Regions from separate parts of the Homo sapiens genome. Here region 1 is linked to region 2. A link is a loop called in an ENCODE intact Hi-C map of the cell type or tissue named here. Cell type or tissue: dorsolateral prefrontal cortex. All regions are shown on one strand. Each heading gives the region's core, and the rest is flanking DNA. Links, peaks and the distances in the headings are about the cores only. Region 1 has its middle 24 kb from the start of GRIFIN. Region 2 has its middle 6.6 kb from the start of AMZ1.

What was found. Peaks named below come from ENCODE experiments on the same cell type or tissue, not always from the same donor. Only the 100,000 strongest peaks of a DNase experiment are listed, where the experiment ranks them.
Region 1: a loop joins it to region 2, with 4 times the contacts of the local background. A loop is called at or near these places in 70 of 110 quality-filtered maps.

What each region holds. Positions count from the first base shown.
Region 1 is chr7:2,449,774-2,454,146 of GRCh38, reverse strand. No RefSeq gene overlaps it. Among named protein-coding and RNA genes, the nearest start is that of GRIFIN, 24 kb to the left of the region's middle. RefSeq lists a silencer at 1,594-1,673 and enhancers at 1,602-2,255, 2,256-2,911. In dorsolateral prefrontal cortex, for the core only: CTCF peaks have their summits at 2,354 and 2,565 (motif pointing left); DNase peaks (open chromatin) are centred at 1,886, 2,152 and 2,546; H3K4me3 peaks cover 1,095 bases; H3K27ac peaks cover 626 bases.
Region 2 is chr7:2,679,389-2,683,761 of GRCh38, reverse strand. It overlaps a transcript of AMZ1 not described here. Among named protein-coding and RNA genes, the nearest start is that of AMZ1, 6.6 kb to the left of the region's middle. RefSeq lists an enhancer at 2,436-2,941. In dorsolateral prefrontal cortex, for the core only: CTCF peaks have their summits at 2,473 and 2,680 (motif pointing right); DNase peaks (open chromatin) are centred at 1,631 and 2,691; H3K4me3 peaks cover 2,281 bases; H3K27ac peaks cover 2,655 bases.

The sequences.
Region 1 (4,373 bases), core at 192-4,191, 230 kb after region 2:
TCAGCTTTTCAAGTAGCTGGGACTACAGGTGCACACCACCACACTCAGCTAACTTAAATTTTGTTTGCATTTTTTATGGGATCTTGCTGTGTTGCCCAGGCTGGTCTCAAACTCCTAGGCTCAAGCAATCCTCCTGCCTTGACCTCCCAAAGTGTTGGGATTGCAGGCGTGAGCCACTGTGCCTGGCCCAGCTAAAGTATATAACAGTAAATCCCAGAATATTTTCCCTCTAACAGGGGGACAAAGCGAGTGGGACATCTGATGCGCTACTGTTATTCAGCATTATACTGCAGGCTCTACTCAGTGTGATAAGGAAAAACAAAAATGAAATAAGACAAAACAAAGACATTAAAAGCATCCAGATTGGAAAGGAAAAAGTAAAACTATCTTTATGCACAGATGATGGTCCTGTATATCCTAAGAAATCAACCCCAAAGCTATTAGAACTAATAAAGCTTAGTAAGGTGGCAGGATATAAGATGAATGTATAAAAACAAATTGTAGGCTGGGCCTGGTGGCTCACACCTGTAATCCCAGCACTTTGGGAGGCCGAGACAGGCCAGTCACCTGAGGTCAGGAGTTTGAGACCAGCCTGACCAACATGGTGAAACTCATCTCTACTAAACATACAAAAATTAGCCGGGCGTGGTGGTGGGCACCTGTAATCCCAGCTACTCGGGAGGCTGAGATAGGAGAATCGCTTGAACCCAGGAGGCGGAGGTGGCAGTGAGGCAAGATTGTGCTACTGCACTCCAGCCTGGACAACAAGAATGAAACTCCGTCTCTAAATAAATAAATAGATAAATAAATAAATAAATAAATAGTGTTTTATTTTATATATACTGGCAACAAACATTCTGAAAATAGAAATAAGAGAACAATTTCATTCACAATAGCATAAAGAATAACAAAATACTTAGGAATAAATGTAACAAAAAAAGTGCAAGGCTTATATGCTGAAAAAGACAAAATATTGTTGAGACAAATTAAAAGAGGCTTAAGTAAATGGAGACGGGGCCCATGTTCAAGGATGGATGGGCAGTGCTCCTCGAATTGATCTACATATTCAGCACAATCCCGGCCAGGTGTGGCGGCTCATGCCTGTAATCCCAGCACTTTGGGAGGCTGAGGCAGGAGGAATTCAACCCTAAGACCAGCCTGGACAACACAGTAAAACCCCATTTCTACAAAAAAAAAAAAAAAAAAAAAGTCAGGCCTGGTAGCGCATGCCTATAGTCCTAGCTACTCAGGAGGCTGCAGCAGGAGGATCCCTTGAGCCCGGGAGGTTCTAGGCTGCAGTGGTGCGATCACAGCTCACTGCATCACTACACTCCAGCCTGGGCAACAGAGCAAGACCCTGACAAAGGGACGAGGAGGGGAGGGGAGAGGGAGGGGATGGGGGAGGGGAGGGAGGGAGTGGGGAGGGGGAGAGAAAGGAAGGAAGGAAGAAGGGGGGAAGGGAGGGAGGGAAGGGAGGGAGGAAGGAAGGAAAGAAGAAGGAAAAGAAAGAAGGAAAGAAAAAGGAAGGAAAGGGGAGGGGAGGAGAGGGGAGGGGAGGGGAGGGGAGGGGAGGGGAGGGGAGGGGAGGGGAGGGCAGGGCAGGGCAGGGCAGGGCAGGGCAGGGCAGGGCAGGGCAGGGCCGGGCAGGGGAAACTGGGGAGCCCCCGTGAGGCCGGCCCAGGGCCGGGCAGGGGAAACTGGGGAGCCCCCGTGAGGCCGGCCCCAGCTCTTCACAGCCCTGGGACTGGGTTTTCCGGCTCAGCTGTGTCATTTGCTGAGTGGCCGCTGCTTCCAGCTTCTGACCTGCGGTTGCTGCCTCCTTCCCCCGACAAGTCCTTGTGCCCCCAGAGCCACTGACTGGTGGGAAGAGATGCCACGTTCCTGCCCTTGGGGCCACCTCAGCCCACTGGACTGTGTGTGCTCGGCCACCTGTGGGGGAGGGGCTCAAAGAGTGGCCTCAGCCAGCGTGGTCCTGGCAGCGCGTCTTGGGGCTTCAGGCCTGGGGAGTCGGAGCCACTCAGCTCCTTGAGTCCCCCAGAGGGGCCCAGAGCAGTGACCCAACAGCAAGTGAGTGGTGGAGTCAGTGTGAACTTGGTTCAAACTGGAAACAGGTCGCCCTCACGGACAGTGTTTGGTGGGAGGAAGACAGCTCTGGCCAGCATGGCCAGCATGGTGCTGAGGGCGCTGTGGGGCCCAGCAGACAGGAATCACGAGGGCGTCAGAGCCTGGGTGACCAGGCCCAGCCCTGCCACGGTGCCCCCAGATCACCCAGTGCCCTCCTGGTCCAGCCGCCCAGGGGGCTGAGCAGCCACTTCCTGTGCCCCCCACGGCCTGTCCAGAACCGGGACTGTACAGCCACCCACACAGGGACCGTGTCTCAGAGGCCCGGGAGGGTGGCCTCAGGGCTGGAGGGATGCTCACTCGGGTGGCCTCAGGGCTTTCGGACCCACGGGGGACATTGCATTACCAGGTTCACATGCGCTTTGGCCGGCCACCCCATGCCCTGCGTGCAGCCGCGTTTAGCCAAGGGTGCGCCGCAGGTCGCGTTCCTGAGCCGTGGCTGCCCCCTGGTGGAAGATGCCCAGGGCCCGGCCTGCCCAGCTCCATGCAGCCCCTCCAGGAGCCCTGTGCCAGGCTGCAGGCCCAGGACTCAGAGGTGGATCCACCCGAGGGAGCTCCTCTAAATGGCCCGGCTCACACCTTCCTCGGGCAGGCACAGGTCTCACTGGTTGGGGGGAATAGTTGCGTCAGCCATTCCTGGGGCAGTGGAAGGTCTGGGGGCCACTCCCAGGGCTGCGGGACAGGCTCAGCATTGTGGCCAGAATCAAAGAGGCCCGGAAGCACCCTGCCCGGGACAGAGAGCCAAGATCCTGGAACAGGGCCAGGCGCAGTGGCTCACACCTGCAATCCTACCACTTTGGGAGGCTGAGGCAGGCAGATCACCTGAGATCAGGAGTTCGATACCAGCCTGGCCAACATGGCGAAACCCCATCTCTACTAAAAATACAAAACAGCTGGGCATGGTGGCAGGCGCCTGTAATCCCAGCTACTCAAGAGACTGAGGCAGGAGAATCGCTTGAACCCGGGAGGTGGATGTTGCAGTGAGCCGAGATCGTGCCACTGCACCTCAGCCTGGGTGACAGGGCGAGAGTCTGTCCCCCCAAAGAAAAAACCCACAAGGGGCTGAGCTGCCACCCCTGCGGGGGTCCAGGAGATGCCAGGCCAGGCTGGGGGAAGCTGAGAGCAGCCCACCTCCCCCAAGCCCTGCAGGCTTGGGCTCAGCACCGTGTGGACCTGACGGGAGTTTCCCATGATTCTGGGCTCAAAATGCTGGGTGCCTGGGAGAGGGTGGGGGGCGGTGGGACATACCAGCTTGGATGAGAGCCCTGGGCCCCAGGCGTGCACCTGTGTCCTGCTACAAAGACGGGCAGTGGGGCGGAAGCAGCCACGGGCTGAGACACTGGATGTGTGCAAGTGTGTACGTAGGTGCCTGTGTGCTGTGTATATCAGTGAGGGTGAAATGGGTATTTTCTTCCTGTTCCCCAGGGAGTGGGGGGCCCCGAGGAAATTCGGGTCATGCCGGAGATGAAGAAGCTACACTGTCACGGACGTCCGGGTGGGTCGCGTGTCTGAGACCCCACACAGGAAGGAGCTGGAAGCCTTGGGTGAGGAGGCTACAGCTCCAGGAGCTCCTGCCTGTGCCTGCCTGCCTGGAACGCTCAGAGGCATCCCCCAGCCCTGCAGGGGCCCCTTCCACTGTCCCTCCTCAGCTGGCACCCTTGTGGGAAGGTGTGGAGAGCTGCCACCTCGGCCCCAGGGAGGGAATTCTTTACGCTTTTTTTTTTTTTTCCAGATGGCGTCTCACTCTGTCGCCCAGGCTGGAGTGCAATGGCGCAATCTCGGCTCACGGCAACCTCCAACTCTCGGGTTCAAGCGATTTTCCTGCCTCAGCCTCTTGAGTAGCTGGGATTACGGGCATGTGCCACCACACCCAGCTTATTTTTGTATTTTTAGTAGAGACGGGGTTTCACCTTGTTGGCCAGGCTGGTCTCGAACTCCTGACCGCAGGTGATCCACCCGCCTCAGCCTCCCAAAGTGCTGGGATGACAGGTGTGAGCCACCGCACCCAGCCTGGTTTCTGTAGGGCAATGACCTTGAGACCTCCCCTACACACTGATACAAGGGGGTCAGGGTCTTCCGAGTCCACACTCATCTCTGCATGTGGACTGTGCTCAAGCCCCACTCCACCCACCTGAGGAAAGGACCTCTTTGCTCTCTCTGCTACCCTGGTCACAGCCAGAAGCCAGCGTGAGGCACCAGCCACTGTCTGAGGACACATGAACCTGCACTTCCAGCTGGTCATTGGCCCACGC
Region 2 (4,373 bases), core at 276-4,275:
CAAAATATTGTAAAAAACAGACAGAGCTGGGCGCGGTGGCTCGCGTCTCTAATCCCAGCACTTTGGGAGGCCAAGGCAGGCGGATCACGAGGTCAGGAGATCGAGACCATCCTGGCTAACACGGTGAAACCCCGTCTCTATTAAAAATATAAAAAAATTAGCCAGGCGTGGTGGCAGGCACCTGTAGTCCCAGCTACTCGGGAGTCTGAGGCAGGAGAATGGTGTGAACCTGGGAGGCGGAGCTTGCAGTGAGCCGAGATCGTGCCACTGCACTCCAGCCTGGGTGACAGAGCCAGACTCTGTCTCAAAAAAAACAAAAACAAAAACAAACAAACAAACAAAAAAACAGAAAGTTGAAGACACAGAGACACAGAGGAGAAGACGGAGATGGGAGTGGTGCAGCCACAAGCCAAGGACACCTGGAGCCCCCAGAAGCAGGAAGAGGCAGGAAGGACCTTCCCCTGGAGCCCTCTGCAGAAGTTCGGCCCTGCCCCAGCCTTGACTTCAGACCACTGCCCTCCAGAATTGACAGTGAATGTGTGCTGTTTGAAGCCGCACAGCTGTGGTCATTTGTCACGGCAGCCGCAGGAAACTCATCCACATTGGAAAACAGGAAAATGCTTCACACGGGTTTTATAAGGAAGAGGAAAACTCTCCCGGGGCATTGGCACAAGGAGTCCTGGGAAGCAGCAGCTGCTCACCCAGCAAACTCGAGCCACAGAACAGGGGCTTGGCCTCTCTGCAGCTCAGCCCTGCTCCAAGGCCAGCAGGCGAGGGTGCAGGCAGACAGTGCTGTGGGGACAGAGGAGGACGGCTCTGAGGCTGGCTTCACCGCACAGCAAGATGAGCCCGGGTCAACGGCAGAGATGGGGGTGTGCCAGGTGGAAGGAACCGTGCGAGCACAGGCCTCCCTGTACAGAATGCCTGCAGGGATCTGGGCAAAGATGGGTGCAGGAAGTGGGGCAGGGTCAGAAAAGCTGGAGAAGAGATGAGGCCGCATCTGGGGAGGGGGGTTGCTGAGGGCCAGGGGCTGGGGGGTGAAGGGGCTCGGAACACAAGCAGGGGAGCCGTGTATGGCCCAAGCAGGGGTTTCCATGGCCCGACACTGAGGTCTCCTGGGTGCAGTAGGTGACGTCCAGGAAGGAGGCAAAGGGGTCTGAATCCTGGTCCAGGCAGGATGCACGGGGCCTGACCCCAGCACTGCCTGCGGGACTTGGGGTGTCCTAGCACAGAGTACAGTCAAGCCCTCTTCCCTGCCATGGGCTCCGTGCCCGTGCCTCCGTTTCCCCAGGCCTCCCTGGAGCTGTCGCTGGAGCACTGTAGGAATGCAAAGCAAAGCTAAGGACCCTCGCATCGGCCTGAGGCCTCCTGGGCAGCCATTCTTCAAGGGACTGTGTGCTGGGGGCCCACCCGGTGTCATCTCATGCTGGACACGAGACCCTGACTCCTGGAGCTGCAGTTCCCACCCCCCACCCTGTCCTGGGGTAGCTGGGGACCCTCTCAGGCCTGAGGGGAGGACAGGAGCTCCCCAGCACGAAGAGCGGGGGGAGGCCAAGCAGGGCGAGCTCCCAGACAGGCTCAGCTGGCCCTGGCCCCGGCCCAGCCTCCCTGTGCCCAGCCTGTGAGGCCGCCCTTTGAGCTTCTGGATTAGTATTCACGTCGGGTCCCCAGCTCTGAAAGCCCTTGTTCCCTCCAGAGAGCAGCCAGAGCGGCTGGAGCTGGGGGCGCGCTCAGTGCAAAGTGACAGCCCCAGCACATAAACTGGGGCCCTTAGCCCGCTCCCCCAGGACCCCTCCTCCGCTGTTTGGGCTCCCATGGGCTCAGCAAGGCTGGGGGACTGGGAGGGAGGGGCCGCCTGTCCATCTCTCTGTCTGTCTGTCTGTCTCTCTGAGTTTCTATCTCTGTCTGTCTGTCTCTGTCTCTTGGGGTTCTTGGTCTCTCTCTCTGTCACCATCTCCCTCCTCCCTCCATCCCTGTCTCCTACCCTCTCATGCTGTGTGTAGTCAGGGGCCCCAGGAGTAACCCCACATGTAGTTTCTCCAGCAGGAAAAGACACACGGACCAGGCACGTGGGGACGAATCTCCAATGACATCTCCCTGCACCACCTGTCCCTGTCGGGGTCTGTCTTGACTCTGAGCTGTCTGCAGACTTCCCCACAGCCCCCACAGTTGGACCCCAACAACAAGAATAACAAAGGCTTGGCTGGGCACCGTGGCTCATGCCTGTAATCCCAGCACTTTGAGAGGGCAAGGCGGATGGATCTCTCGAGCCCTGGAGTTTGAGAGCAGCCTGGGCAGGATAGCAAGACACCCCCATCTCTACAAAAATTAAAAAAAAATTAGCCGGGCGTGGTGGCATGCACCTGGGAGGCTGAGATGGGAGGATCACCTGAGGGCGTGGTGGCATGCACCTAGGAGGCTGAGGTGGGAGGATCACCAGAGGCCGGGGAGGTCAAGGCTGCAGTGAGCCATGATTGCACCACTGCACTCCAGCCTGGGCAAGAGTGAGACCCCGTCTCAAAAAATAATAATGAATAACAAAAGCTGTGTTGATGATGCCCATGGCCAGGCGCACGCTAGCCAGGCTGACTTGGGGCTTTCGGGCCTGAGTGGCACCGAGCTCAGCCATGGCCCCGCTCCAGCCCTGCATCCTCAACTCTGAAACGTAGTTCTAAGATGGATGGGATTGGCCACGAGGGGGCATCCGTGGGCAGGGAAGCAAACAGTCGGTGCTCAGCGTCCTGGAAGGTTTCTGACCTGGAGGCCGCCCTGCCCGGCGCCTGTGGGTCAGTACCCCATTGGTGGATGCGGGGATCCCGAAGGCCTGGTGTCTGGTGACTTGGCCAGGCGCCTACCCAGGGCCACACCACGGACCATGGAAATCTCCTCGGAGTCCTCAGACACGCCTGGCCCCGGGCTTGACCAGCAGGGTCGTCAGGGAGGCCCAGCATCCATCAGGGTCGTGCCCTGGGAAGGAGCCCCCAGTGAGCGCATGGGCTGCGCTGGGCAGGCCTGTGAGGCACGTGAGGGGCCCCAACTCTGTGGCCAGCACGAGGAGGCTGAACCCACGGCCCAGCGGCTTCGTCCAAGAGACCAGAGCTGGCCTGAAGCAGCCAAGACCTTCCTGAGCCATCACCTCCACCTCCCACATAGTCGGAGCTGGGGTCGGGGGTGAAAATGAGGACGGAGCCCCTACTCCTTGGGCATCTCCAGCAACCCCAGCCACAGAGGGGATCTCAGGTAGCAAGGAAAGCTGGGGTGCCAAGGACGTGCCCGGCTCCCTCTTGAGGCTTCGCGGCCCAGGGCGGCTGCATGTCTGGGCTCCTGGAAACACCTGGAGAAGCCCTGCAGGATCCGGGGTCTCCCGGGGTCTCCAGTGCCTGCTGGGTGGGCTGCACACCTGCCCAGCCTGGCAGGGCTCGGGGAGCCTGTGGGGCCGGAGACCCAGGCAGGTCCCCAGAGAGCCGAGTGCCTGTTAATGGGGGCTCCAGAAGCAGCCCCCTGGTGAGACCGCCACCAGCACCCAGACCTTCTCAGCGCCTCCCATCCCAGGAAACCACATCATCCCAGCCCTGCCCTCCTTCTTCAAGTGCCACTGTCACCAAGGAGCATCTAGTCAACCTCCAAAATCTCTCTCAACTGCCCGCCCCACCCAGGCCGGCTATAGACTCCCCAGCTTCCACACACCCCCTGCCAAGCCACTTGCCCCAACAGGAAGCCTTTCAAAGACCACGTCTCACTACCGCCAGCTGTGAGCTGCGTCCCTCAGCTCTGTCTGCCCCAGCCTCACATCCCTAGTTCCTACCTCCGGGGTCCCTCTGCCTACGAGGCACCCTTCACCCCCAGCTGGGCCTCCTCAACTCGGATGAAGCCCCAGGATGAAGCTCCTTCAGGGCTATGGCCCCTCGCCACCTCTCCCGGGCTCCAGACTCTGTCCTTTCTTCCCTGGTCTCCTGGCCTTTGCCCAGGCTGTGCCCTCTGCCTGGAGCAGCAGCCTGGATGCCTCCCACCCCACATTTAGGCTTCAGGCCCCACAGCTGCCTCTTCCCAGAACCCTCCCGGCACGCACTTCGGTGACTCTTACAAGTACCTGTTCAGCGTCAGCCTTCGCCCAGGAGTGCAGGCTGGGGACGAGGGCAGTGGCCACCTCTGCCGGTCCTGTCAGCACCTAGTGCAAAGTCCAGCCCACCGTGGGCGCTCAACGCAGGCGGCTGTGCTGCCGCAGGTCACAGCACCAATCAGACACCCCCATCCCCACACACACCCTGCACCGGCCCACGCGGCCATCACACTCGGAGCACACGCGCTCCGATGTGGCTGCACTGTTGGCACACGCACAGGCGCGCACACACCCACACGCACGAGCGCACACG